Regions from separate parts of the Homo sapiens genome. Here regions 1 and 3 are each linked to region 2. A link is an interaction called in ENCODE POLR2A ChIA-PET data of the cell type or tissue named here. Cell type or tissue: A673. All regions are shown on one strand. Links, peaks and the distances in the headings refer to the core of each region. The heading gives the core; the rest is flanking DNA. Region 1 holds the start of LOC124904121 (small nucleolar RNA U13). Region 2 overlaps YWHAE (tyrosine 3-monooxygenase/tryptophan 5-monooxygenase activation protein epsilon). Region 3 overlaps YWHAE (tyrosine 3-monooxygenase/tryptophan 5-monooxygenase activation protein epsilon).

Region 1 (10,168 bases), core at 881-8,880, 230 kb before region 2:
CATCCAATTCCCCTGTTAGAGGCTTGTGTGAATTGCTGAGGGCTTGCCACATGCTGGTATGTTTGGGTGGCATAGAAACCAGAAGTCATCACGGCCTCTGCCTGAGGAAGTCACCCACAGTCTGACCATGGGCATGAAGGCCGACCCCAGTTGTATGCTCTTGACCTCTGCAGTTTCTCCACCTGTGGTGGTGGGAGAGAGCCTCTCACCCTGGCACAGAGGTCCCTGCGAGCTCGCCCTGGCACAGAGATCGCTGCAAGGGCAGAGGGGCTGCCGCCCACCTTGGGGAAGCAGGCCCAGGCTTGATCCCCACGGGCTGAGTGAAGCTGCAGATGTGGACAGGAGATTTCTCTGCTGCCTCGAGGACCTCTTTTCTTGGGGGATGGGGAGGAGGGAACGGAGTTTCACTCTTGTCGCCCAGGCTGGAGTGCAGTGGCGCAGTCTCGGCTCACTGTAACCTCTGCCTCTCGGGTTAAAGCGATTTTCCTGCCTCAGCCTCCCAAGTAGCTGGGATTACAGGCGCCTGCCACCATACCCGGCTAATTTTTTGTATTTGTATTTGTATTTTATTTTATTTTATTTTTTTGAGATGGAGTTTCACTCTGTCGCCCAGGCTGGAGTACAATGGCATGATCTCAGCTCACCGCAAACTCCATCTCCCGGGTTAAAGTGATTCTCCTGCCTCAGCCTCCCAAATAGCTGGGATTACAGGTGCCCACCACCACACCCGGCTAATTTTTGTATTTTTAGTAGAGACAGGGTTTCACCATGTTGGCCAGGCTGGTCTCAAACTCCTGACCTCAGGTGATCTACCAGCCTTGGCCTCCCAAAGTGCTGGGATTACAGGCGTGAGCCACTGCGCCCAGCTCAAGGGCCTCTCTTTTTAGAGTCTCTCCTCACACCCACAGGCAAGTGTGGATAGTTTTTTTTTTTTTGAGACAGAGTCTTGCTCTGTCGCCCAGGCTGGAGTGCAGTGGCGCGATCTCGGCTCACCGCAACCTCCGCCTCCCGGGTTCACGCCATTCTCCTGCCTCAGCCTCCCCAGTAGCTGGGACTGCAGGCGCCCGCCACCACGCCTGGCTAAATTTTTTTGTATTTTTAGTAGAGACGGGGTTTCACCGTGTTAGCCACGATGGTCTTGATCTCCTGACCTCGTGATCCACCCGCCTCGGCCTCCCACAATGCTGGGATTACAGGCGTGAGCCACCGCGCCCAGCCGGATAGCTTTCTTAAATCCAGCCTTTCACTTTTATTGCTATAAATATGACTTTTAAACTTTTCCCCCAGTTTATTTGGAATTTTAAAAATTCCATAGCAATGGGTAAGAAGGTTTAAAGGCTGGGGCCGGCAGCCTCAGGATGCGTCTCAGAGAAGAGCTGGTGGCCTTGGCTCTTCCCACCGCCCCAGCCTCCCTCCTTCTTGGTTCGTGACCTCATTTCCCTCACAGACATCCACTGGCCACCCCTGGCTTCTGGTGTCCATGAAGGTCCTGTCCAGCTTAGGCTGGCTCTCAGGGACCTCGTGGGAGAGTCTTAGTCCCATTCCCACCAAGCGATATTCAGGGCCTCCTGGTGTTGCCGGCACATGGGCAGCCTTTTCCCGGCTCTGTTCTCTCAGCATTTTCTCTCTGGGATATGAGCCTCTAGCCCAGGTAGGCCAGCATCGGCACAGACCGAGTGGTAAGAGCGGGAGCTTTGGGGTCTGACAGCCTGGAGTCAAGCCCAGCTTCCCCAGGGACCCCCATGAGACCTTCTGCAAGTGACTTACCTGCTCTGAGCATCCCTCGGGGACACTCTGACAGTATCCTCGTGGGGAATATGGGGTGGGCGTGGGCACACCCGTTGAGCATGGCAGCTGGCACACACTTTCATTGCACACACGGCAGCCGCTGCTGGGACCACTGCTCAGGGGCCAGGCCCTGGTCAGCCCAGGACGGCCTCTGCCTGTCCGTGCCCTCCTGCCTGTTGTTTGCTCTGTGTCTGAGCCGACCTCTCACCTACATCTCCCCTGCCGGACTGAGGACTGAGATGCTGCTTCCTGTTGCCGGATAGACTAAGGATTTGAGAGACGGGAGATCCTGGGCAGGGGCCATCGGTGGGCTGTCCAGGGGCCCGCACCCTGGAGGGGGGGCTCGGAAAGCGACTAGTCAGGGAAGGGGGCAGCTCAGGAATTTAGAGGGGACCTCAAGCCAGGTACTTCTTGGCCCCCTCAAGCATCATCTTGGAGGCCCCCCTCCCTTTGTCTCCCCGGGGTGTGGGGAGGCTCCTCTTTGCCTCAGGGGAGCCTGGGGGGCCACAGCACCCTCTTTTCTCCCTGATTCCTCTGTAAAGATCTTGTGCGTCTTCTGTGAGTGGGGCTGAACGGTGTACGTCCTCCCTGGCCCTGGGTCTCCTCCTAAGCAGCCCTGTTCCTGTTCTTGGCACTCACTGGCCACACCAACTCTTGCCTGTCTTCTCAGTTCACCTTCTCTGGCCAGGCTGGGCTGGGCCACTTCTGGCCACCCCAGAGGAGGCATCTGTTTAATAAACAGGTGCAGGTGAGGAGCAGAGCAGCCTGGCCGGGGGTGAGCAGAGCAGGCTGGCCCGGGGTCAAGCTCCAGGCTGGGAGCAGAGGGCCACCCCACGCCTTGGCACTTCCTGGGTGCTTAATCTGTTTGTCTCTCTCCTGACCCACGGTGGCCCAGGTGGGACCAGAGGGAGAGGAACAGCCTGGGTGTGTCTGTTTGGGCATCTGCTGGGTGCATGTGGGCTGTTTACTGTCAACAGAGCTTCTGGGCTCACCAAGGGCTTCCTTCCCTCCAGCAGGAGGGAGACTCTCAAATTGCTCCACAAGCAGAAGGAGAAGCCGCTCACCTCCCCGGCCCCAGGCGCCTCTGTTGCTGGACGGGACGGCCTGGAGGCAGGCGGCCGGGCAGAGGGCCTGGTGGCCCCATCGGCAGGGATTTGTTTAAGACGAGAAGGCTGTTGGCCTACGTGCAAGGTCCCTGCCCCTGTGTGTAGTCGCTCCAGGGTAAAAGATGGGAAGGACAGATACCCTTGCCTCTACCCTGACCTTGCCTCTTCCCTATGTGGTTAAAGGGGTGACCAGATCTCTAATCAATTTAAGACTTTTGTTTGTTTGTTTGTGTGTTTGGAGACAGAGTCTCACTCTGTGGCCCAGGCTGGAGTGCAGTGGCACAATCTCGGCTCACTGCAACCTCTGCCTCCTGGGTTCAAGCGATTCTCCTGCCTCAGCCTCCAAAGTAGTTGGGGTTACGGGTACCTGCCACCAAGCCTGGCTAAATTTTTTTGTATTTGTAGTAGAGATGGGGTTTCACCATGTTGGCCAGGCTGGTCTCAAACTCCTGACCTCAAGTGGTCCGCCTGCCTCGGCCTCCCAAAGTGCTGGGATTACAGGCGTGAGCCACCGTGCCTGGCCTAGCCTTGGGATTTTTATCTTCTGGCTCTAGATGAGAAAACCCATGGGTTTAGAGACCCAGCTGTGGTTCCTCCCTGGGGTAACTGGAGGTCCCTGGTGCCTTTACTCAGGCAGTGCTGCCTCACCCACTCCATTCCTTGTCCCCGTGGCTCCTGCTTGCAGCAGTAGAACGTGCAGCCCCCCAAGCCCTCAGTTATTCCACGGCCCCTGTGCAGTCACTGTCCCCACAAGTCACCCATCCTGGGCCCTGGCGTGCTCTCTCCATCCATCCTCTCTGTCACCTCTGTGCTGGTTTGCTCCTATCTGCATGTCAACCTGGAAATGGCTGTTGCTTTGTAGAGACCCTCTTTCCCTGACTTCAGAGCCAATTCCTTTGCTGCTGGCAGAGCTGACATTTGAAACCAACACCAACTCACAAAGCAGCTCCTCCTTTCCAGAAGCTGCCCCACTGTGGATGGGCGAGTGGCCCAGGCCTGTCGGCTGTGGCGGTGTACATGACCGCTCTGAGCTCCACCCTGACGGGCTCGAGGACCCCGTCTGCCATGTGTTTGGCTGACCGTGTGGTAGAGCTTCTTTTTGGAAAACCGAGAGAAAGTGGCCGAGGTGGGAATCTGGTTGGTGACGTTGTATTTCTGTGGCTCCACATGGTTAACCTCGTGGCTCTGATCTCCTTAAATCCCCCCTCGATTCAACGTGGTTCTGTTGATTCCTCTCTCGATCTTTTTGGCCATTGTGATCTGGTGCCATTGTTTTTGTTTTGTTTTGTTCTGTTTTGTTTTTCGAGACGGGGTCTCACTCTGTTGCCCAGGCTGGAGTGCAGTGGTGTGATCTCAGCTTACCACAACCTCCGCCTCCCGGCTTCAAGCAATTCTCCTGTCTCAGCCTCCCGAGTAGCTGTGATTATAGACGCCCACCATGCCCGGCTAATTTTTGTATTTTTAGTAGAGATGGGGTTTCACCATATTGGCCAGGCTGGTCTTGAACTCCTGGCCTTAGGTGATCCACCCACCTTGGCCTCCCGAAGGGCTGGGATTACAGACTGAGCCACTGTACCCGGCCTGATTCTGTTTGTTTGTTTGTTTGTTTTTTGTTTTTTTTGAGACAGAGTCTAACTATTTGCCCAGGCTGGAGTGCAGTGGTGTGTGATCTTGGCTCACTGCAGCCTCCGTTTACCGGGTTCAATGATTCTCTTGCCTCAGCCTCCTGAGTAGCTGGGATTACAGGCATGCGCCACCATGCCTGGCTAATTTTTGAATTTTTAGTAGAGACGGGGCTTCACCATGTTGGCCAGGCTGGTCTTGAACTCCTGACCTCGGGCGATCCACCCGCCTCTGCCTCCCAAAGTGCTGGGATTACAGGCATGAGCCGCCACACCTGGCCCTGTTGTTTTTATTTATTCAGTAAACAGCTATTGTAGGCCAAGACCTGGGTGAGATACTGGGGACACAGAAGTGACCACAGTGCAGGCCCTGCCCTTCGGGGCTCACAGCCCAGTGGGGGATTAGACATGTCTTTGCGCTTCCACACACGCTGACGGGACTGTGCTCCCCACAGCCACTGCATCCGGCTCTGTGCCAGCTGATGGTGCCGTGATTCCCCGCCGGAGCCTCCAATAGCAGCAATGATCATGATAACCACGAGAACAGCAGCAACTTGTAGCTATTCATTATTGAGTGCTTTCTATGCCTGGGTGAGCTCCAGAAGGTTTTCTGAATTTTTCTCATTGATCTTCCCCCACACTCTAGGAGGTGGATCTTATCATTATATGATGTCCATGTTATGGACAAGGAAACTGAGCTAGAGCAAGGTCATGCAGGTAGAAAGTGGAGAATCAAACACTGGAAGCTAGAAACCAGATTCCAGTTCCACGCTCTTCATCCACACGGCCCCGGCGGGGCTCCTTGGCCACACGTTGGCATGAAGCACGAGTCCACCTGTGCGCATCCTTTCCAGTAACCTTGGAGGAACCCCGAGAGGCCTGAGCAAGCTTTTGCAAACCTCGGCGCTACAGCCCTGGCGCCAGAGGGCTGCAATTGGAAGGCAGGCAGTTACCGGAAGAAGAGCGTTTCCTTGACTCTCCCAGCGTGACCTCATGTCTAATCAAAGTCGGCTCCTGTTTTCTGCAGGATTAGTCAGCATCTCTTAACTAGCAGTCCCGGCCAGGAGAGCTCCTCAGCCACGTTCCCAGCCCGTCCTCCACCCTCCCATCTTCAGCTGCCACAGCACTTTTCTCTTCCTTTCTGTGTTGTTTTGGTGCTGGGTGGACTTTGAAGGGGGCCATTAAGGGCTGGGTGTGGCAAACACACCAGACTCAGCACCCAGCGAGGTCTAGGCATGGCCACGGGATGGCACCACTGTGACCCCGGCAAGGAAAATAAGAAAGGTGCATATCGGCTGGGTGTGGCGGCTCACGCCTGTGATCCCAGCACTTTGGGAGGCAGAGGTGAGAGGATCACCTGAGGTCAGGAGTTCGAGACCAGCCTGGGCAACATGATGAAACCCCATCTTTACTAAAAATACAAACACTAGCCGGGCGCGGTGGCAGGTGCCTGTAATCCCAGCTACTCGGGAGGCTGAGGCAGGAGAATTGCTTGAACCCGGGAGGCGGAGGTTGCAGTGAGCCGAGATCGTGCTACTGCACTCCAGCCTGGGCAACAGAGTGAGACTCCGCCTCAAAAAAAAAAAGAAAAAGAAAATATCAGGGGGAGAAGGTGGCATCTGTTCTATGTTTGAGAAGGCAGCTGGACTTCCCATTGAAGGAGGCGCCGCAGTCTCCCCACATGGACAGAGGAGAACCAGGCTATTGGGGTGAGACCAGTGCTTGTGCTTCCCAAGTGGTCTGGGTTCTGCCTCCATACTGGCTGCAGTCTGTCCCCACGGACATAGCTGCCGTGAGAAGGTTCTCACCAGCCTGGGGCCCCACAGCCAAGGCTGGGCCCTGAGGTCTGCCGTTCTAGGGTGGCGGATGCTCTCGAATGGGACTCTCAGCCTGGGCTTCGTTGCTCTTCAAGGGACACACAAAGCTCCTGAAACTGTGGATAAACCTTGGTGTGCATTTTCTGGGGAGGTCTTTATTGGATTTTTCAAAGGGTCCATGGCCCCCACAAAAGTTAAGAACCTCTACATTTTCACTCCAGGGGACTTGGGCCAAATGGCCATCCAAGCCTGCTGCGGGGTAGCCTGAGCCCTCGAGAGGCCGCCAGCCAGCCCTGGCATTCCCAGTGGGGGGACTCTGAATGGGCACCTGCCCTTCTGATCTTTGGGAATCCCTGTCATGACCCTGAGGTCAGGGTTTCCTTCCCTCTTCACACAGAGAATGTCACCAATGGCACAGTGGGCGGCACAGCAGAGCCGGGGCACGAGGAGGTGAGCTGGATGAACGGCTGGCTCAGCTGCCAGGCCCAGGACGAGATGCTAAATTTGGCCTTCACTGTGGGCTCCTTTCTGCTCAGTGCCATCACCCTGCCCCTGGGTATCGTCATGGACAAGTATGGCCCGAGGAAGCTCAGGCTGCTGGGCAGGTCAGTGTGGGTCCCTTAGGGGGCAGGGAGTGGGCAGGTGGACCCCCTGGGCTGAGTTCCCCACAGAAGGGTATCCTGGTCGTACCTGATATCAGGTGTACTGTGGAGCTCCCTGAAGGCCCTCCAGAATGGAGTTCCTACCCCGTCCGCCACCGAATCAGCAGGTACTGTGGTCCTCGCCGTGCTCCAGTACCGAATAAGAAAAGCTCCAGGCTCCAGGCCGCCCAGGGACCGGAGCTGCTTGTCACTAAGAACATGTGTTTCCCATCCCTTTGTAGTTCATAAGCATGATAATTGGGGTTTCCCTCGCATGTGTGAGACATGCTTCCCTCAAACCTTGTTACGAAGCTGGCACAGTATCCATCTGATGAGAAAAAAAACCAACAACACTGGTTTCCACAGCCCGTTTGACCTTATAGCTCCACCAGAAAAAAGATTTTCAACACGTACCCCCAATATAATAAGCACATGGAATTATAAATGATGTATATCTGTGCTCTTTTTTTTTTTTTTTTTTTCAAGACGGAGTCTTGCTGTGTCGCCCAGGCTGGAGTGCAGTGGCGTGATCTCGGCTCACGGCAACCTCTGCCTCCCCAGTTCAAGCAATTCTCCTGTCTCACCCTCCCGAGTAGCTGGGATTACAGGCGCCTGCCACCACACCCAGCTAATTTTTATATTTTTCATATTTATTTATTTATTTATTTATTTATTTATTTATTGAGATGGAGTCTCCCTCTGTCGCCCAGGCTAGAGTGCAGCGGCGCGATCTCGGCTCACTGCGAGCTCCGCCTCCCGGGTTCACGCTATTCTCCTGCCTCAGCCTCCCGAGTAGCTGGGACCACAGGCGCCTGCCACCACGCCCGGCTAATTTTTTGTATTTTTAGTAGAGACGGGGTTTCACTGTGTTAGCCAGGATGGTCTCGATCTCCTGACCTTGTGATCTGCCCGCCTCGGCCTCCCAAAGTGCTGGGATTACAGGCGTGAGCCATCGTGCCTGGCCCCTATGCCATTCTTTTTTTTTTTTTTTTCCTTTTGAGTTGGAGTTTTGCTGTTGTTGCCCAAGCAACTGGAGCTGGAGTGCAGTGGCTCCCGGCCCCCTATGCCATTCTTAATGTGCTTTATAATACATATACAAAAATATAAATGAAAATGGGCTGGGCACGGTGGCTTACACTGGTAATCCCAGCTTTTTGGGAGGCAGAGTTGGGTGGGTCACCTGAGGCCAGGAGTTCGAGACCAGCCTGGCCAACATGGTGAAACCCTGTCTCCACTAAAAATAAAAAAATTAGCCACGCGTGGTGGTGGGCGCCTGTAATATCCCAGCTACTTGGGAGGCTGAGGCAGGAGAAATGCTTGAACCTGGGAGGCGGAGGTTGCAGTGAGCCGAGATCGCGCCACTGCACTCCAGCCCGGGTGACAGAGCAAGGCTCTGTCTCAAGAAAAACCAAAAACCAAAAACAAAAACAAAACAATAACACTGAATAAAGTCATAATGGTAAATAACATTGCGTTTCTGCTTGGTTTTAGCGCCTGCTTCGCGGTTTCCTGCTTGCTGATTGCGTACGGAGCAAGTAAACCAAACGGTGAGTGTCCTCTCCCTCCATCTTCTGTCAGGGACCGGGGAGAGAGTGCCCTGAGCTGCTCCCAGGCCCACCTGCTCTTGGACACTGTCCTGGGCCTGCTGCTCCCTGCTCAAGTTAGAGGGGACACCTGTTACGCCTCTACTCAGTTACTTATCTCAAATAGACGGCGAGATCAGAGAGCAGCCACCCCAGACAGGAGCTTCCAGGGTATGAGCAACTTCCATCTCATCACCAAACCAAGCCAGTCCCTCACTGATGCCAACCTGAGAGGCAAGTTCTAAGAACCAGGCCGGCTGCAGGGGCATGGTCATCGGTGTGTGCAGAAGTCACAAGCTGAGTCCCCTCCAGGCAGCACAGGCCAAAGCATGAAGGATGGCTTAGAAGCCACCTGGTCCCCAACCCTGTTCAAGGATTTGTAGAGCAAACACCAAAAGAGGACTCGAGTTTCACCAAAATCTTAGCCAGGCTCATCTACTGATTTTCAGGAACCTGTATTTTTGGTTTCTTAGGCCTCCTGCTCGCTGCTGTTTGTTTTTTTGTTGTTGTTGTTTTGTTTTGTTTTGTTTTAGAGACAGGGTCTCTCTCTGTCACCCTGGCTGGAGTGCAGTGGTGCAGTCACAGCTTACTGCACCCTGGACCTCCCAGGCTCAAGCGATCGTCCCACTTCAGCCTCCAGAGTAGCTGGGACTACAGGCACGCACACACACAGCTAGCTAATTTTTTTGTTGTTGTTGTTGAGACAGAGTCTCCCTCTGTCGCCCGGGCTGGAGTGCAATGGCGCAATCTCAGCTCACTGCAACCTCCACCTCCCGGGTTCACGCCATTCTCCTGCCTCAGCCTCCTGTGTAGTTGGGACCACGGGCACCCGCCACCACGCCTGGCTAATTTTTTGTATTTTTATTAGAGATGGGGTTTCACTGTGTTAACCAGGATGGTCTTGATCTCCTGACCTCGTGATCCACCTGCCTCAGCCTCCCAAAGTGCTGGGATTACAGGCGTGAGCCACCGCGCCTGGCTTCACCTGGCTAATTTTTAACTTTTTTTTAGAAATGGGGTCTCACTTTGTTGCCCAGGCTGGTCTTGAACCCCTGGGCTCAAGCAATTCTCCTGCTTCAGCCTCCCAAAGTGTTGGGATTCTAGGTGTGAGTCACTGCGCCTGGACACTGCTAATATTAATTGGAGAAAAGAAGATGGGTGTGCAGCTTTTTCAAGAGCCCACGCTTTGTGAAATAGGCAAGAGGAGGCTGGGCATGGTGGCTTATGCCTGTAATCTTAGCGCTTTGGGAGGCTGAGATCGGCAGATCACCCGAGGCCAGGAGTTCGAGACCAGCCTGGCCAACATGGCAAGACATACAAAAATTAGCCGGGTGTGGTGGCGCATGCCTGTAATCCCGGCTACTTGGGAGGCTGAGGCAGGAGGATCACTTGAACCCGGGAGTCAGAGGTTGCAGTGAGCCAGGATCGTGCCATTGCACTCCAGCCTGGGTGACAAGAGCAAAACTACGTCTCGATTAAAAAAGAAAAAGAAATAGGCCTAGAGGAGGGGGTGAGAAAGGGGCAGTTCCACTCCCCAGATGTCAGGTACTAACCCCGGCCTGCGTTTACTGGATTTACTGGGAGCCTGCACCGCGCAGGACTCTGGGCTGG
Region 2 (10,168 bases), core at 1,371-9,370:
ATTGAAGTGGCACAATCTCGGCCCACTGCAACCTCCGCCTCCAGGGTTCAAGCGATTCTCCTGCCTCACCCTCCCGAGTAGCTGGGACTACAGGCATGTGCCACCATGCCATGCTAATTTTGTATTTCTTTTTTAGTAGAGACACGGTTTCTCCATGTTGGTCAGGCTGGTCTCGAACTCCCGACCTCAGGTGATCCGCCCACCTCAGTCTCCCAAAGTGCTGACATTAAGGACCTGAGCCACCGCGCCTGGTCAAGAGCTGTCTTTTTTTTGAGACGGAGTCTTGCTCTTGTCGCCCAGGCTGTAGTGCAATAGCGCGATCTCGGCTCACTGCAACCTCCATCCCCTGGGTTCAAGCGATTCTCCTGCCTCAGCCTCCAAGAGTAGCTGGGATTACAGGCATCCGCCACTATGCCAGGCTAATTTTGTATTTTTAGTAGAGATGGGGTTTCGCCATGTTGGCCAGGCTGATCTCGAACTCCTGACCTCAGGTGATCCGCCCGCCTCGGCCTCCCAGAGTGCTGGGGTTACAGGCGTGAGCCACTGAGCCCGCTGAGAGCTGTCCTTTTAAAACACCAGATCCTCATCTCTAGCTAGCTTATTCTGCTAGTTAGTGAAGAACAGGGAAGGGAGCATGTGTGGAATGAACTTTTTACTACGGTCTTGTTAGGAAAAAAATAGGTAGTAGTAAATTAACGTTGTTAATAAGTTTAGAAGTATTTAGATTAACTACCAGTTCTTTGACTGTAGGCCAGTAATTTTCCATTGCCGTTTCAGTTAATGGACTAACTTTCTGGAGTAAAGTTTATTTTTCTCCTTCTTAAATGCATAGACAGAACTGAGTAACGTAGTGTTAAAAATCCCTTCTACGACTGGGCTCTGTCCCCCAGGCTGGAGTGCAATGGCGTGGTCTTGGCTCACTGCAACCTCCGCCTCCCAGGTTCAAGCGGTTCTCCTGGCTCAGCCTCCCAAGTAGCTGGGACTACAGGCGCGTGCCACCACACTCGGCTAATTTTTTGTATTTTTAGTAGAGACGAGGTTTCACCATGTTGGCCAGGATGGTCTTTATCTCCTGATCTCAGGTGATCTGCCCACCTCAGCCTCCCAAACTGCTGGGATTACAGGTGTGAGCCACCGCACCCAGCCAATTTTTGTGTTTTTGGTAGAGACAGGGTTTTACCATGTTTGCCAGGCTGGTCTTGAACTCCTGACCTCAGGTGATCTGCCTGCCTCGGCCTCCCAAAGTGTTGGAATTACAGGCGTGAGCCACCACACCCGGCCTGATTGTTTTTTTTTTTCATGGATGACTGTAAGGGTGACTGATACTGCAGGCATATTTTTTCTTTATATTTCAAGAACACTGTGTACACAAACAGTAATGACAAGCATGGAGTAAAGGCTGCAGTTTTATTTTTATTTATTTTTTTGAGACAGTCTTGCTCTGTCACCTAGGGTGGAGTGTAGTGGTAGGATCTCGGCTCACTGCAGCCTCTGCCCCCTGGGTTCAAGCGATTCTCCTGCCTCTGCTTCCCGAGTAGCTGGGACTACAGGCGCCCGCCATCGCACCTGGCTAATTTTTGTATTTTTAGTAGAGATGGGGTTTCACCATGTTTGCCAGGCTGATCTCTGACTCCTGACCTCAGGTGATCCTCCCGCCTCAGCCTCCCAAAGGGCTAGCATTACAGGTATGAGCCACTGTACCTGGCCTAAATTTTTAATTTTTTAATGGGCACATATTAGGTGTATGTATTTATGGGAAGGCTAAATTAAAAAAAAATTTTTTTTTGAAACAGGGTCTTGCTTTGTGACCCAGGCTGAAGTGCAGTGTCGCCATTATAGCTTACTGCAGGCTCGACCTCCTGAGTTCCAGTGACCCTCCTGCCTCAGCTTCCCTAGTAGCTGGGACTGTTGCACCGGCCTAATTTTTGTGTTTTTTTTTTTTTTTTTTTTTTTTTGTGGATTTGAGGTCTCTATGTTGCCCAGGCTGGTCTTGAATTCCTGGACTCCCACCTTGGCCTCCCAAAGTGCTGGGATTACAGGTGTGAGTCACTGCTTCTGGCCTAAACTTTACATATGTGTATATGACATTATGCAGTACCTCAGTTCACAGCCCACGTTGACAAAAGTTTTTAATTTATGTAACAAGATTGAAGCAGGTAGAGCGTTACTCCCATTTTCTGGTTCAAGAAAGTGAGTTTGAGAGAGAGATTTTTTTATGATCATGTGGCTAATCAGTTATTAAATGGTAAAGCCAGAACTTAGTGTCTGCTGACCTTTAGATCGGTACACTTACTCTCAGCCACTCAAAAGACCTCTGTGAAGTAAGGTGGTGCCTTTCAGGGGAGTAGGGGGTGAGTAGCGTATGCTTGATGCTTGTTCTTTAACAATTCTAATAGCATCTACTTCACATCTTGATGTTTGTGATGACTGATATCCATGGTGAATTGTAGACAAAATCTTTTCACTTTCCTAAAGAAACCTGATGGTTTTTTTCAGAGATAAAATCCCATCTCAAGGCACAGCGAAATTAAAATGAGGTGAAGTTTAGGTACTCTCAGAATGTTTATTCGCATACAGATTCTTAAAAAACATGATTTATTGTAGGCAGATGTCACCTCTTTAAGCAAAAGAAAAAAACAACCAAAAAAAGAAAAGCCCCAGCCGGGTTCCGCGGCTCAAACACCTGCAATCCCAGCACTGTGGGAGGCCGAGGTGGGCGGATCACCTGAGGTCAGGAGTTTGAGACCATCCTGACCAACATGGTGAAAACCAGTCTCTACTAAAAATACAAAAATTAGCTGGCCTGTGATGGCTTGTGCCTTTAGTCCCAGCTACTGAGGAGGCTGAGGTGGGAAATCGCTTGACCCTGGGAGGTGGAGATTGCAGTGAGCCCACATCGCACCATTGCACTCCAGTCTGGGCCACAGAGGGAGAGCCTGTCTCAAGAAAAGAAAAGCCCCGTAGTTTATCATAATGTCTGTACTGGGATATGGCTGATGCTATGCATTTCTGTAAAGTAGCTTTAAAATATTTTCTCCTCTCACTTTTATCTTTTTCCTTTTTTTTTTTTTGAGACAGGGTCTCACTTGGTCACCCAGGCTGTAGTGCAGTGGTGCGATCTTGGCTCACTGCAGCCTCTACCTTCCAGTCTCAGGTGATCCCCCCACCTCAGCCTCTTAAGTAGCTGTTTTTTTTGTTTGTTTGTATGTTTTTAAATTTTATTTATTTATTTATTTATTTATTTATTTATTTATTTTTTGGAGAGATGGAGTCTTGCTCTGTCACCCAGGCTGGAGTGCTGGAGTACAGTGGCGCGATCCACCACTCCCAGCTAATTTCTTTTGTGTTTTAGTAGAGATGGGGTTTCACCATGTTGCCCAGGCTGGTCTTGGAATTCCTGGACTCAAGCAATCTGTCAGACTTGGCCTCCCAAAGTGCTGGGATTATAGGCGTGAGCCACCACCCCCGGCCACCTTTGTCTTAGTGAATGCTATTAAGTTGTTAGGTTAGTGATGTAGTCATACAACTTTTTTTTTTTTTTGAGATGGATTTTCCCTCTTGTCATTCAGGCTGGAGTGCAGTGGCGTGATCTTGGCTCACTGCAGCCTCCGCCTCCTGGGCTCAAGTGATTCTCCTGCCTCAGCCTCCCGAGTAGCTGAGACTACAGACTTGGGCCATCATGCTTGGCTAATTTTTGTATTTTTAGTAGAGACAGAGTTTCACCATATTAGCCAGGCTGGTCTTCAACTCCTGACCTCAGGTAGTCCGCCTGCCTCAGCCTCCCAAAATGCTGGGATTATAGGTGTGAGCCACCGCACCCGGCCAGATATAGACATACAACTTCTAGGAGGGACAAAGGTTGGCATATGATTCACCAGTGTTGTTCCGGGTGGTTGGCTAGATAGCTGTCTAATGGAATCCATTAAGGAGTAGGAAAGAGCAGCAAGAAAAATGGCTATTTTCACTATTTTTGAAATGGTCAGTTAACAGTTTGAGATAGATACATATACTTTTTTGAGACAAGGTCTTGCTTTGTTGGCCAGGCTTGGATTGCATTGATGCAGTAACGATTCACTGCATCCTCAACCTCCCAGGCCCAAATGATCATCCCATCTCAGCCTCCCACTTAGCTGGGCCCACAGCTGTGCACCACAATACCTGGATAATTTAAAAGAACTTTTTTTTCTTTTTCTTTTTCTTTTTTCCCGAGACAAGATCTCAGTATATTACTCAGGCTGGGATGCAGTGTCACATTTATGGCTCACTGCAGCTTTGACCCCCTGGGCACCTCAGCATGCCAAGTAGCTGGGGCTACAGAAGTATACCACCACTTCTGGCTAATTTTTGTAGAGACAGGATTTTACCATGTTGCCCAGGTCTTGAACTCGAGCTCAAGATTCACCTGCCTCGGCCTCCCAAAGTTTTGCGATTACAGGCGTGAGCCACCATGGCTGGCAAAAAAATTTTTTTGGTAGAGGCCTGGTCCCAGCGGATTGCCCAGGCTGATGTTGAACTCCTGAGCTCATGTGATCTTCCCACCAGGTAGCTGGTACCGCCATGACCAGCTAATTAAAACTTTTTTTTTGTGGAGACGGGATCCCACTGTGTTGTCCAGGTAACTCCTGGGTTCAAGCGATCCTCCCACTGTGGCCTCCCCAAAGTGCAGGGATTATAGGCATGAACCACTGCGCCCGGCCAGCTTGATATATTTAGGTATTGATATATCCAAATTGACGAATTGGTTGCCAACAGAACCTCATGGTTCTCTGACTAAATGTTAATGCTAGTCATGGCCCTAAGAACAATTTCAGATGTTCATTTAAATTTATTAAATTGTAGCAAATAATAATGAAAGTCACCATAATTTAACATCCACATGAGTATATCTTGAAAAGACAGACTAATTCATCAGCTACAACAGCAGGCATAAACTGGGATTGTCCTGGGCAACAAACTTGCCTTGTGGTCACCCTACTTAATGGCCATTTGTTACTAGATTTTGTCATTTAGACTCATACAACAGTTTCCTAAACGTTGTCCAGCTTTTTATCACAGAGATAGCTTAGATCTACGTCTCTAGGAGGTTGAATTTTTTTTTTTCAAATGAAGTTAGCCTTTGGCAGAATATAAGTCAAAGGAAAAGTGAAAATTTCCTCCTCCTAGCTCCCTCCCCCACAAATGGGAACGTGCTAGTTAAGGATGTGGTAGTTGCTGAAAATAGAGCTTGCTGGCATTCCAAATCCTCTGATGGTGTCAACACCTAGTGTGTTGGTTTTCTTATGGCTACCTTGAGCCAGTTCTGTGTTTAAAAATATAATAGACCTAGGTGTTGGTAGCAGTGTCCTAAGCTCAGAGCTTTCCCTACATACATTTTATTTTTTTATTTTTACAAGTGTCTTTCATACCAAATACCCACATAAAAATTTAAAGGCTCACCCATATCTTGTTACAACTGTTATGTTTAGAATGCCAAACTGTGTAGTTCAGACCATATGACCATGATCCTGGCTTATCTCTTCTGAAATTTTTATCTTGAATTTATTGCCCTTCCAACAATCTACCATAGTAGCTGGACGGATCTGTTGTTGGTGGGCTTGATTTGTGATCAGATCAGGATTTTATCGAGCTAAAGCAATATGAAATGTGTTTAACTCTTCATTCATATCTAAAGTTTGAAGGAGATGCATTACTGTAAGAGTTATGACAGTATTTCATCATTTGGCAGATGTGGTAAATCTGCCATCACAGAATGCACAGGAATCACTGGGTTCCTTATCTTTCAAATGGGGATTAGTGATGTCTCTCTTGCCTACTAATTTGCAGGGTGGTTATGAAATTTTGGGCTTTTGTAAACTGTAAAGTGTAATACTTGTCGGTACTATTTGTTGTGAAACATTCTTATCTAATGTGAAAGGTCAGATAATTGTTTTTGTTACTGCTGTGCTAGGATCATATTAGATGATAACCTACCTTTTTGAGTTATTCTTAGCAAGTGTAGTCTTCTGGGCTTAGTCCTTATGTAAGATATGCACAAAGAAATATTCTCAAAATCCTTAATCTTACATCTGTAAATTTGCATATCCAAAGTAAAGGTCGTCCAGATTATTCCCAAATAATAATTTTGTCATGTTGAGCTGGTATATAGTTGTTTTGATATTAATTTTAGATTAATAAGAGACTTTCTCCTTAGCAAACGTAACACCTTTTGTCTGAATTTGGGATGAAAGCTGCTGTAATATGAAAATGTAGGCTGGGTGCAGTGGCTCACACCTGTAATCCCAGCACTTTGGGAGGCCAAGTTGGGCGGATCACCTGAGGTCGGGAGTTCAAGACCAGCCTGACCAACATGGAGAAATCCCATCTATACTAAAAAATACAAAATTAGCTTGAAGTGGTGGCAGGCGCTTGTAATCCCAGCTCCTCGGGAGGCTGAGGCAGGAGGTTTGCTTGAACCTGGGAGGCGGAGGTTGCAGTGAGCCGAGATTGTACCATTGCACTCCAGCCTGGGCGACAAGAGCAAAACTCTGTCTCAAAAAAAGAAAGAAAGAAAATGTAAATAATTGGCCAGGTACGGTGGCTCACGGCTGTAATCCCAGGACTTTGGGAGGCCGAGGCGGGCGGACTACGAGGTCAGCAGATTGAGACCATCCTGGCTAACACAGTGAAACCCTGTCTCTACTAAAAATACAAAAAATTAGCTGGGCGTGGTAGCGGGCGCCTGTAGTCCCAGCTGCTCAGGAGGCTGAGGCAGGAGAATGGCATGAACCCGGGAGGCGGAGCTTGCAGTGAGCCAGGATCGCGCCACTGCACTCCAGCCTGGGCAACAGAGCGAGACTCCATCTCAAAAAAAAAAAAAAAGAAAGAAAACGTAAATCATTGTTAAATGTTCGCATTTTAGCCATCTCAGATTACTTAAGAAAAATGGTGTTAGCTATGACCAATTTTGTGAAATGTGATTCTAAAGGCATAATATAAGCCTTGGACAGTGAATGGGTTTTGATTAATAAAAAGCTACTAAATACTACTTAATCCCTGGGTTAGTCAGCTGAAGACTTTGTAGGACCTTGGAGTGGTTGTTGTGAACACCTTTATGTTGAAATTTAAGTGTTTAAATGTTAGTAGGGGCCACGTGCAGTGGCTAATAATCCCTGTAATTCCAATACTTTGGAAGGCAGAGGCGGGAAGATCCCTTAAGCCCAAAAGTTTGAGACCAGCCTGGGCAACATAGTGAGACCCTGTTTCTACAAAAAGAAACAGAATTAGCTTGACCTAGTGGCATGTGTCTGTAGTCTCAGCTACTTGGGAGGCCAAGGTGGTAAGATTTCTTGAGCCCGGGAGGTCGAGGCTGCAGTGAGCCATGATAAGACCACTGCACTCCCACCTGGGTGACATAGTGAGACCCTGTCTCAAAAAGGAAAGGAGAAAGATTTAGTGGGATTAATGACTTGTATTTGATTGTAATAGGTTTACTTGTAAAATAGTTAAGATTTATGATAGGATTACCGTGAAATTTTCAAGAACGTTATTTGACCAGAAAATATTGTCACTGTTGTATGACAGTTATGACAGTTTTTGTAGATTTTTAGAAACACATTCATGAGTATGAAATACTTAATGCAGAATATACTACTTAGGAAACATTAAAATATTAAAGTGTTGAAATTTTGATGGGGGTTTCTTAGCTCATCAAAGAATTGACATACCTGTAATCTCATTGCTTTTGGAGGCCAAGGTGGGAGGTCATTTGAGGCCAGGAGTTTGAGACCAGCCTGGGCAACATTGCAAGACTCCGTTTCTATTAAAAAAAAAAAAAAAAAGGCTGGGCATGGTTTGCTCATGCCTGTAATCCTAGCACTTTTTTTTTTTTTGAGACAGAGTCTTGCTCTGTTGCCCAGGCTGGAGTGCAGTGGCGCTCCACTTGCATCTTGGCTCACTGCAAGCTCCACCTCCTGGGTTCACTCCATTCTCCTGCCTCAGCCTCCGGAGTAGCTGGTACTACAGGCGCCTGCCACCACGCCCGGCTCATTTTTTGTATTTTTAGTAGAGACGGGGTTTCACCGTGTTAGCCAGGATGGTCTTGATCTCCTGATCTCACGATCCGCCCAACTCAGCCTCCCAAAGTGCTGGGATTACAGGCGTGAGCCACAGCGCCTGGCCAATCCTAGCACTTTGGGAGGCCGAGGAGGGCAGATCACGAGGTCAGGAGTTCGAGACAAGCCTGACCAACAGGGTGAAACCTCGTCTCTACTAAAAAAAAAAAAAAAAAAAAAAAACCAACCAAAAAAAAAAACAAAAATTACCCAGGCGTGGTGGTGGCACGTGCCTGTAATCCCAGCTACTCAGGAGGTTAAGGCAGGAGAATCACTTGAACCCGGGAGGCAAAGGTTGCAGTGAGCCGAGATAGTGCCCCTGGGCTCCAGCCTGAACGACAGAGTGAGACTCCGTCAAAAAAAAAAAAAAAAAAAAAGCCAGGTGCAGTGGCTCACTCCTGTAATCCCAGCACTTTGGGAGGCCAAGAAGGGTGGATCACCTGAGGTCAGGAGTTCAGGATCAGGCTGGTGAACATGGTGAGACCCCCCGTCTCTACTAAATATACAAAAAATTAGACGGGCGTGGTGGCGTGCGCTTGTAATCTCAGCTATTCGGGAGGCTGAGGCAGCAGAATCGCTTGAACTCGGGAGGTAGAAAGCTGCAGAATGCCGAGATTGTGGCACTGCACTCCAGCCTGGGAAACAGTAAGACTCCATCCCCGCCTACTGCCCCCACCCCCGCAAAGAAATGCTTAACACTCTCAACCACTTGAGAAAACATGTCAAACTTCTTAAAAATCTGAATGTAAAGTTAATCCTTCTACTAAACCGAATTGGACCCAAGGGTTATTTGTGGTCATTTTCTTCCTTAGTATTCCAAAACAGAATTTTAAAGTATTTTTTGTTTCAGTGTCTTTTCTAATTCCATAAAAACTGTAAAAAGATTCAGACTTTGATCTACCTGTTTTTCCTGTACTTAGTGTTTTAGGTCATTGATCTCCCCAGCCTCTTATTTTCCACCTCAGGTTTCACTGGAGCTTCACCTGTTTGGTTCTACTGCAGCCGAACGTGTTTATGAGGGAGTATCCTCGTAAATTGAGAGGAGAAATCTCCCATTCTGATGGAGCAGGGGATTACTCCCCCACCCCCAATATTTTTATTTTTGTTTTTTAATCTTTGTGTCATTCCAACTTTAGTACATGTGCTGCCAAAGTGAGCACAACCCTGCCCTAAATATTGAGACCAAAGGGAAAAGTAGCTTTTGCAGTCAAAATTGTAGAATCTTGGTAAAAGATTGTCTTGTTTTTGTTTCTTTTTAACCTAGCAAAAGCTGATTTGGAAAGGAGTCTTAAAGTTTCATAGAAGGTTACACAATTCATGTTTTCCTCTTTTTTTTTTTTTTCCTTTTGAGACGGAGTCTCACTCTGTTGCCCAGACTGGAGTGCAATGGCGCGATCTTGGCTCACTGCAGCCTCCACCTCCTTGGTTCAAGTGATTCTCCTGCCTCAGCCTCCTGAGTAGCTGGGATTACAGGCACCTGCCACCATGCCTGGCTAATTTTTGTTTTTTCTTCAGTAGAGACGGGTGTTTCACCGTGTTGGCCAGGCTGGTCTCAAACTTCTGGCCTCAGGTGATCCGCCTGCCTTGGCCTCCCAGAGAGCTGGGATTATAGGCGTGAGCCACCGTGCCTGGCTCATGTAGTTACTTTTAGAGTGAGGAGAGGTACCTCTGTATAGGCTGGTATATGAAGAGTAAAAGTTGTCCTTGAGTGTCAAGATTATTGTCTTTTGAAAAGCCTTAATCAAAGTATTAAAGTACTAAAAAACAAGTTCCCAAACTCATTTGACAAATACTTACTGAATGCCGACTATGTACCAGGCACTGTTCTAGACACTTTAGACACTTGGGATTCATCAGTGAACAAAATAGACAAAAGATCTTTTCAAGGACTTTATATTCTAGTGAATGTATGATTGCTTTCGGAGTTACTCTGTTCCTATGTGTAATTAAGAGTTAGTTTAAATTAATTAGCACCAATGGTGTCTGGTATATGCAGGGTACTGTATCAGTTGCTGGGTGTCCCATGTTAAAGACTGTAGAAAGCTCAGTGTTTCTTCACTGACTACTGGTGTAAAATG
Region 3 (9,917 bases), core at 1-8,000, 50 kb after region 2:
GGTTAAAGGTGGTTTGGGGAGGGACTTCGTTGTAATGGTTTTGCTGTAAAAAATGTTTCCAACTCCGCTGAAATGTTGCTGAAAAGCATGGTGCTGGTAACAGTTCAACAATCCGTGGCTGCTCATTCTTGCCTACTTTACTCTCCCACTGAAGCAGGTTAGCGTTGAAGGTGGTATGGAAAAGCCTGCATGCCTGTTCAATTCTTTTGTTTCTTCTCCTTCCCCCTCCCCCTACCTCCTTCCCCTCACTCCTCCCCTCCTTCGCTCGCTCAACCTCTTTTGTTCAGTATGTGTAACTTGAAGCTAATTTGTACTACTGGATATCTGACTGGAGCCACAGATACAGAATCTGTATTGTTCTTACTGAAACACAGCATGGAATTAACATTAAACTTAAATAAAACAAACCTAAATTAAAAATGCCAAATATCGCGCCTCCATCCTTTATACTTCTAAAATAAAATCTCTAGTCCAAACACACTGACAGTATTATGTTTGCCTGAATGTGAAACATTCCTCCTTTTTTCTTCCATAAATAATTTGTTTGCTTCCCAAAGATGTATGTTTTGGAAAAAAATTGCCTGTAGTCTGGTTGTGAAGAACACTGAGTCAGTTGATGGTGTGTCTTGTCCTCCAGACCAGGCAGCAACATGGTATTTATTTTAATCATTAAAGTACAACATGAGTAGTACAAGGTGTAATTATGGATCATTTTCTAGCATAGTATTTCATACAACCAAATAAGGCTGAATGTCTTATAATAATTCTTAGAGGTAAAAACTGTGTGCCCTCTTCCTCCAGAGGCTAGTGGCAGTAGTGGAGAATTACTCAATCCTTTCTTAGTAATCCATACACACATTATAGACAGCAGGATAGCAGTCTCCCTTTCCAGAAACACTGTATAAGAAGCTTCTTTCCATAAACAGTTTATACATCAATGTGTATAGATACCTAGTTACTGTAGATCTTTTTATGTTAGGCATTCAGATGTGTCTCATTCTGACTGCGTAACATTGATGTACACCTGATTTTGTTAAGACCAGTTTGCTCCTTTTGGGCAGGTGCTGCAGGAAATACCCTTGGAACAGTTTTTGCTTAAATATTTGTATGTATCTGGAAGGTACATTTCTAGATTCCCTGTGTCAGTAAACATTTTTCAGTTGATAAATCCTTCCTCGTCACACTTGTCTTCTAAAATTGGATGTTGAGACTGCAAGTTTACTCTCGGTTTAAAGTGTTAGTAGCAGAGATTTAGGAAATGAACAGATCAGCGATATCCTAGTAGCGTTTAGTGAGTGCTGGCAATGAGAATAAACATGTTTTTGTGAGTTGCTTTTCCGAGAGATAGGGAGACCATTGAATATAATTATATGCTGCTGTTTGGAGCAACCTCCAAGAAGCTTTCAAGTTGATTTGCTCTGTTTCCAGCACACCTGCTACACTTAAAGGTCAAAATCCAAGGAATTCGTCAAGTCTGTTGCAGAGTTTAAAGAAACCACTCGGCTGGGTGCGGTGGCTCACACCTGTAATCCCTGCAATTTGAGAGGCCGAGGCGGGCGGATCACGAGGTCAGGAGATTGAGACCATCCTGGCTAACACGGTGAAACTCCGTCTCTACTAAAAGTACAAAAAATTAGCCAGGCATGGTGGCGCACGCCTGTACTCCCAGCTACTCGGGAGGCTGAGGCAGGAGAATCGCTTGAACCCGGGAGGCAGAGGTTGCAGTGAGCCGAGATCACGCTACTGCACTCCAGCCTGGGCGACAGAGTGAGACTGTCTCAAAAAAAAAAAAAAGGAAAGATCCTTATCAAAAATTGAAAGGCCGGGTGCGGTGGCTCACGCCTGTAATCCCAGCACTTTCGGAGGCCGTGGTGGGTGGATCACGAGGTCAGCAGTTAAGAGACCAGCCTGGACAACATGGGGAAACCCTGTCTCTACTAAAAATACAAAAAAATTAGCCAGGCGTGGTGGCGGGCGACCTTGCTGGGTGTAATTAACATCCAGTGACTTGGGAGGCCTGAGGCAGGACAATCGCTGGAAACTGGAAGGCGGAGCTTGCAGTGAGCCAAGATCGCGCCACTGCACTCTAATCTGGGCAATAAGAGCAGAACTCCGTCTCAAAAAAAAAAAAAAAAAAAAAAAATTGAAAGGGAGCCAGGGAAGCTGCAGAAAGGTGCCGTAGCCCTGTGAGGACGGTGTCACTCCCAGTTCCTGTATTTGTGGGCTGGAAAGGGAATTGCCCCCAAACTTTTCTGGTTTTGATTTGAGTCTTACTTTGAGGATCAGTCGACTTAAGTAGAAGTTTTTAGTTAGTTACAACTTGAATGTAGCTAATATGTGTTTTTAATTACAAATCTCAGTACTTTGCTGCCTTGGAAAACCCAAAGGCTTCCTACAATGTTAGAAGCGACAGTAAGTGGGTTTGTGTACATGCTCTGTTCCGGGTGGGTCCTCAGAACAGCACGTCTGCAAAGTTAAATTTCGGTCCTATAGGAAGATGGGGATGAACTTCCATCACTGAAAGGGGAAACTGGTGGGATAAATGGAGACATTAATTGGCTTCTGTCCCAGACAAATGCCTTGAGCCTTATAAATGAGACCCCAAATTAGCTGCTTCCTGATCCTAGGACAATAGAGGAGAGTGAGGCTTGCTGAAAAAGCGGGATAAAGGTGTGACCCCTGTGTTCTTTTGAAAATTGTAACAAGTAATAGTTCATGGAAAACTGGTGAAATCCTAGAGTGTGTCATTAAAGGAAGCCTTTGTGAGCACTGTGAGAGGAAATGGGAATGCTCCCAGATCCAACCTGGATCAGGAAAACCAAGCCCTGTGTTGTTTTATCCTGTTTCTTTGAGTTCGTAGGATTGTAATAGATACTGTTAATATTTAGCTAACATTGGCCGGGCGCGGTGGCTCACGCCTGTAATCCCAGCACTTTGGGAGGCCGACGTGGGCGGATCACGAGGTCAGGAGATCGAGACCATCCTGGCTGACACGGTGAAATCCCGTCTCTACTAAAAAATACAAAAAATTAGCCGGGTGTGGTGGCGGGCGCCTGTAGTCCCAGCTACTCGGGAGGCTGAGGCCGGAGAATGGCGTGAACCCGGGAGGCGGAGCTTGCAGTGAGCCGAGATCGCAGCACTGCACTCCAGCCTGAGCGACAGAGCGAGATTCTTGTCTCAAAAAAAAAATAATAATAGTTTTGCTAACATTGCGTACCAGCTTTGCACCAGGCACTGTGCTCGTTACTAAGCAATGTCTGGAATCTCACACGTAAGCGCTCAATAATAATCAGGTGAGCCTGCATTGTGCAGATGGGAAAAGCTGAATGGGAAGTAGTTAAGGAACTTGCTGAAAGCTGCATGGCTAATAATTCAAATACAGAATTCAGTTCATCTGTGTCACTGAAGAGTCTCATTAGGCCATACTACCTTTTGCTCTTCATTAAAACTATTTTCTTGAAATACTATATTCCCCCTTATTAATATATTCTAAAGTGATCATTTAAAGTATTTAAACTTTTTTTTTTTTTTTTTTTTTTGGAGACAGAGTCTCTCTCTGTCACCCAGGCTGGAGTGCAGTGGTGCAACCTCGGCTCACTGCAAGCTCCGCCTCCCGGGTTCACACCATTGTCCTGCCTCAGCCTCCAGAGTAGCTGAGACTACAGGCGCCCGCCACCAGGCCCGGCTAATTTTTTGTATTTTTAGTAGAGACCGGGTTTCACCGTGTTAGCCAGGATGGTCTCGATCTCCTGACCTCGTGATCCGCCTGCCTCGGCCTCCCAAAGTGCTGGGATTACAGGTGTGAGCTACCGCGCGCGGCCACATTTTCGAGGTCAGTACATGTTTCATGATTAATACGTGTCTTGGAAAAGCTGCAATACGCATATTCACCAGTGTATTAGATTTGAAATATAAATGATACAATTATTTAGAGCTCAGGTGGCTACTGTCCAAAAAGTTTATTTTGTAGGTTAAGGTTTTGGCAATTTTTGTTTTTTTAATTTAGCTTAATTTGGAAATTTAAAAAAAAAATTTACAATTGAGTACTTCATTTCAATTTACGATACTTCACCTTGGACAAATAGAGCCACAGTTTACATGGAGAACAGCGATTATGGGTTGTCAAGTTACCTCAGTGCCGTGACAGTTTTCTAGAGAACCAAAGCCTTAATACCTGAAGGTCATATTCGTTTGTAGCTGCTTTTGGTGGAGACATTTCCAGTGGGCCTGCCTTCTAGGAAACGGTCTCAGCTCCTGCTTTGGGGCAGAGCCTGGGTTGGCCCTTGTAGCACCAGTTCACTGTGCTGGACTGGAGGTAGCCGGCCTGCTGTGTATAAGGGGAGACAGAAAGTTATTTTTTCATTTTTATGTGAGACAGGGTCTTGCTCTATCGCCCAGGCTGCAATGCAGTGGCACGATCATGGCTCACTGACCTCAGCATCCTGGGCTCCAGGGATCCTCCTGCTTCAGCCTCCCGAGTCGCTAGCACCACAGGCGTGCACCACCGCGTTTGGCTAATTTTTGTATTTTTTGTGGAGATGGAGTTTCACCATGTTTCCCAGGCTGGTCTCGAACTCCTGGGTTTAAGCAATCCGTCCACCTCAGCCTCCCAAAGTGCTGGGATTACAGGCGTGAGCCGCCGCGCCCGGCCTGGAAGTGTTCTTGTATGCTGTTCCTGTATTTTTAAAGTAAACTTTTACTCAAGTGTAACGTAGAAACATAAACCAAACCAAAGGTGTATAGCTTCATGCATTTTCACAAAGGGAATGCACCATTTAACCACCGCCCACATCAAGAAATAGAACAGGACCAGCATCCTATAAGACCCCGTTATGACCCCCTCCCAGTGTTTACTCTCTTACCCCCAAAATGGAAACTAGTGTTTTATCAACTTCAGTTAGTCTTGGTAGTTTCTGAATTTGATAGAAATGGAATCATACAGTATTTTCTGGAGTTTTATCTGTCAGCGTGTTTGTGGTATGAATCCATGTCATTGTGATAATAGCGTGTTTTCATAGCTATGTAGTATTCTGTGGCAATTGTATACCACTGTTCTGTGGATGGACATTGGAGTATTTTCATGTTTTGGATGTTACAAATAATGTTACGAATATTCTTGGACATGTATTTTGGCATATACATGTGTGCATTTATAAGTAATTAACTGGGTCATTAGAGATGAACAGTAGATAAACTATAAAAGTTTTTTAAATGAGTTGTACTATTTTACAGTCCTATCAGCTGGGTTTGAGAGTTCCAGCTACTCCACATCCTCACTGACGTTGGATAAGATCACTTTTTTTTTTTTTCCTAGAGAGACAGGGTCTCACTCTATCACTCTGGTGAGCATGCAGTAGCATGGTAATAGTTCATTGCATTCTTAAACTCCTGGGCTCAAATGATCCTCCCATCTCAGCCTCTTTTTTTTTTTTTTTTTCGAGATGGAGTTTCACTCTTGTTGCCCAGGCTGGAGTGTAGTGGCGCGATCTCAGCTCACTGCAACCTCTGCCTCCCGGGTTGAAGTGATTCTCCTGCCTCAGCCTCCCGAGTAGCTGGGATTACAGGCGCCCACCACCACACCTGGCTAATTTTGTGTTTTAGGAGAGACGGGGTTGGCCATGATGGCCAGGCTGGTCTCGAACTGCTGACCTCAGTTCATCTTGCCTCCCAACTTTGCCTTGGCCTCCCAAAGTGCTGGGATTACAGGCGTGAGCCACCAGCCCCACCTCAGCCTCTTGAGTAGCTAGGACTGTAAGTGTGTGTCACCATGCCTGGGTAATTTAATTTATTTATTATTATTTTTTGGTAGAGATGGAGTCTCACTACATGGCCCAGGCTGGTCAGGAACTCCTGGTCTCAGGCGATCCTCCAGCCTCAGCCTCTCTGAGCACTGAGATTACAGGCATGAGCCACTATATCAGCCTGATCATTGTTTAGTTACAGTGATGCTGGTGGGTATGTAGGTGGGTATGTAGGAGGTTTAATTCTGGCTTGAGTTTGCATTTCTCTGATTACTAATGAGGTTAAGCACTTTGTAATATATTGAACATTTGGATATCTCTGTTGTTACATGCACACTTTTTGCCCGGTTTTCTGTTGGGATGTCGTTTTGATACCGATTTCTAAGCGTCTTTATTTAGTATGTTTTTGGAGTTGTTTTTGTTACTGTCTTCTTCCATGCCGTGCCTTGCTTTTTCATTCTCTTAATGATGTCTTTTGAGGAACAGAAGCCCTTAATTTTAATACAGTCCAGTTTATCCATCTTTTCCTTTAAGGTAAGCACTTTCTATGTCCTATTTAAAAAATACTTGTCTATTCTAAGATCATAAATCTTTTTTTTTTTTTTGAGACGGAGTCTCAATCTTATGCCCAGGCTGGAGGGCAGTGGCGCCATCTTGGCTCACTGTAACCTCCACCTCTCAGGTTCAAGCGATTCTCCTGCCTCAGCCTCCCAAGTAGCTGGGATTACAGGTGCGCTCCACCACGCCAGGCTAATTTTTTTTTTTTTTTTTTTGAGACGGAGTTTCGCTCTCGTTGCCTAGGCTGGAGTGCAATGGCAAGATCTCGGCTCACCGCAACCTCTACCTCCCAGGTTCAAGCGATTCTCCTGCCTCAGCCTCCTGAGTAGCTGGGATTACAGGCATGCACCACCACGCCTGGCTAATTTTGTATTTTTAGTAGAGACAGGGTTTCATCATGTTGGCCAGGCTGGTCTCGAACTCCTGACCTTAGGTGATCTGCCTGCCTTGGCCTCCCAAAGTGCTGGGATTACAGGCGTGAGCCACCACGCCCGGCCAGGTCATGAATCTTTTATGTTATTTTCTAGGAATGGTTTGCCTGTCATGGCTAGATGTAGAATCATCTAGAATCTATTTCGTGCATGGTATGAGGGAGATGGTTAAAATTTTTTCCATATAGAGATCCAATGGTCCTAGCACAATGTATTTCCTCATCGGTCTATTTGTCCTAATGCCAGTGCCACACTAGATTTAAAATAATTCAATATTCGGTAACGTGAGGCCTCCAGGTTTGCTGTTCAAGATTTTATTGGTTTTTGCATTTCCGCATACATTTAAGAATCAGTTTGTCGATTTCAGTAACAGACCAGCAACAACAGAAACCTGCTGGGATTTTGCTTATGATTTTATTAAATCTATAAATCGATCTGGGGAGCTATTAACATTTTTTTTTTTTTTGAGATGGAATCTCACCCTGTCTCCCAGGCTGGAGTGCAGTGGCGTGATCTCGGCTCACTGCAAGCTGTGCGTATCAGTAGTTTATTCCTTTTATTCCTTTCATTCCTTTTATTGCTGAGACGTATTCCATTGTTTGATATACCTCAATTTGTTTATTCACCTATTTGATGGACATTTGGGTGTTTCCAGTTTTTGTCCATGACAAATAAAGCACCTGTAAGTGTTTGCGTATAAGTCTTTATATGGGCATGTCGTTCCTTTCTTGTGGATAAATGGCGGAATGGTTGGATGGCATGGCAGGAGTATATTTAACTTTTTTGGAAACTATCCAGTAGTTTTACAAGGTGGTACCATTTGACGTTTTCACCAGTGCATATGAACGCTCCCATTCCTCCACATCATCTCCAGCACTCAGCATAGTCCGGCATTGACATCTTGCCTCTCCGATAGGTTTATGGTGGTATCTTGCACTTTTAATGCCTATTTTCTAGTGACTAGGAATTGATATTGACCATCTTGTTATGTGCCATTTGCCATCTCTATATTTTCTTTTTCTTTTTTTTTTTTTTTTTTGAGACGGAATCTCGCTCTGTTGCCCAGCCTGGAGTGCAGTGGTGCGATCTCGGCTCACTGCAACCTCCGCCTCCTGGGTTCAAGCGATTTTCCTGCCTCAGCCTCCCAAGTAGCTGGGACTACAGGAGCGCACCACCACGCCCGGCTAATTTTTTCTATTTTTAGTACAGATGGGGTTTCACCGCGTTAGCCAGGTTGGTCTCGATCTCCTGACCTCGTGATCCGCCCGCCTCGGCCTCCCAAAGTGCTGGGATTACAGGCGTGAGCCACCGCGCCCGGCCTGTTTGGGCCTTCTTTAACTTAAGTAATGTTTTGTGCTGTTCAGTGTGTACAGGTCTGTCAATGATTGTCTCACATCTTCCCCTGAGCATTTAATAATGTTTGATGGGACTGCAAATGCTTGCTTTTTACATTTCAAAGCTTTCTTTTGATTGCTCGTTGCTACTTTAAAGAAATATAATTTATTTTTGTCTATTAATATTTTAGTCTGCAACCCTGCTAAACGGACGTATTAGTTCTAGTGGGCTGCTTTCTTTTGCTTGTAAATTCCTTCAGGTTTTCTACATAATCATGTCTATGAATCTATACAGTTTTAATTCTTTTATGCGTTTATCTTGCCCACTTGCACTGGCTGGAACCACTAGTACAACTTGTGTGTGTGTGTGTGTGTGTGGTTTTTGTTTCTTTGTTTTGAGGCGGATTCTCACGCTGTTATTCAGGCTGGAGTGCAGTGGCACAATCTCAGCTCCTGCAACCTCTGCCTCCCCGGTTAAAGTGATCCTCCCACGTCAGCCTCTCGAGTAGCTGGGACTACATGCGTGCCACCAGGCCCAGCTAATTTTTGTATTTTTTGTAGAGACGGAGTTTCTCCACGTTGAGATGGAGTTTCTCCCAGGCTAGTCTCGAACTCCTGGGCTGAAACGATCCTCCCGCCTCAGTCTCCCAAAGTGTTGAGATTACAGGCACAAGCCACTGTGCCTGGCCCTGATTCTTTTTAAAATTTGTTTTTCTGGGCTGGACATGGGTGCTCAAGGCGGGTGGATCACCTGCCTCAGCCTCCTGAGTAGCTGGGACTACAGGTGCACACCACCATGCCCGGCTAATTTTTGTATTTTATTAGAGACGGGGTTTCACCATATTGGCCAGACTGGTCTCGAACTCTTTTTTTTTTTTTTTTTTTTTTTTTTTTTTTGAGACGGAGTCTCGCTGTCTCCCAGGCTGGAGTGCAGTGGCGCGATCTCGGCGCACTGCAGCCTCCGGCTCCCAGGTTCAATAGATTCTCCTGCCTCAGCCTCGCTAGTAGCTGCGACTGCAGGCGTGTGCCACCACACCTGGCTAATTTTTCTATTTTTAGTAGAGATGGGGTTTCACCAGATTAGCTAGGCTGGTCTTAAACTCCTGACCTCACCTCAAGTGACCCACCCACCTTGGCCTCCCAACGTGTGGGGATTACAGGTGTGAGCCACTGCACCCGGCCAAGTGTTCTCTTTTCACCATATCTAAGCCAACATTTATTGCTTTTTGACTTTTAAATTACAACCATTCTTGTAGGAGTAAGGTGGTCTCTCCTTCTGGTAATTTAATTTGCATTTCCTTGATGATTAGTGATTTTGAGCATTTTTTTCATATGTGTTGCCTGTTTGTGTATCTTCTTCTAGAAATATCTATTCATGTCCTTTGCCCACTTTTTTTGTTTGTTTGAGATGGAGTTTCACTCTTGTTGCCCAGGCTGGAGTGCAGTGGCGCAATCTGGGCTCACTGCAACCTCCACCTCCTGGGTTCAAGCGATTCTCCCACCTCAGCCTCCCGAGTAGCTGAGATTACAGGTGCCCGCCACCACAGCTGGATAATTTTGTGTTTCTAGTAGAGACAGGGTTTCATCATGTTGTCCAGGCTGGTCTCGAACTCCTGACCTCAGGTGACCCACCTGCCTTGGTCTCCCAAAGTGCTGGGATTACAGGTGACAGCCCCTGTGCCCAGCCGTTCTTGGCGTCTTGAACAAGGAACTGGACAAAACGCACAAAGCAAGCAAGGGAGCAGTGAGGGATTTATTGGAAATGAAAGCACACTCCACAGTGTGGGGGCAGCCCGGGCACAGGGGCTCAGAGGCCGCCTTGCAGAGTTTTTGTGAGTTTGAATACCCTCTAC

What was found. Peaks named below come from ENCODE experiments on the same cell type or tissue, not always from the same donor. Only the 100,000 strongest peaks of a DNase experiment are listed, where the experiment ranks them.
Region 1: POLR2A ChIA-PET joins it to region 2 with 5 read pairs; 4 of 35 experiments call an interaction of 5 or more read pairs at or near these places.
Region 3: POLR2A ChIA-PET joins it to region 2 with 7 read pairs; 14 of 35 experiments call an interaction of 5 or more read pairs at or near these places.

Annotation. Positions count from the first base shown.
Region 1 is chr17:1,613,332-1,623,499 of GRCh38, reverse strand. SLC43A2 (solute carrier family 43 member 2) reads left to right here. Exons shown (of 14, transcript NM_152346.3): 3 at 6,731-6,938; 4 at 8,466-8,521. LOC124904121 (small nucleolar RNA U13) reads left to right here and starts at 7,205; the gene lies at 7,205-7,308. In A673, for the core only: no CTCF peak of the experiment used is centred there; a DNase peak (open chromatin) is centred at 5,529.
Region 2 is chr17:1,386,224-1,396,391 of GRCh38, reverse strand. The region is part of intron 1 of YWHAE (tyrosine 3-monooxygenase/tryptophan 5-monooxygenase activation protein epsilon); the gene reads left to right. Among named protein-coding and RNA genes, the nearest start is that of YWHAE, 8.9 kb to the left of the region's middle. RefSeq lists an enhancer at 3,952-4,480. In A673, for the core only: no CTCF peak of the experiment used is centred there; no DNase peak of the experiment used is centred there; H3K27ac peaks cover 1,435 bases.
Region 3 is chr17:1,335,049-1,344,965 of GRCh38, reverse strand. It overlaps YWHAE (tyrosine 3-monooxygenase/tryptophan 5-monooxygenase activation protein epsilon), which reads left to right. Exons shown (of 6, transcript NM_006761.5): 6 at 1-691. Among named protein-coding and RNA genes, the nearest start is that of YWHAE, 60 kb to the left of the region's middle. In A673, for the core only: no CTCF peak of the experiment used is centred there; no DNase peak of the experiment used is centred there; H3K27ac peaks cover 341 bases.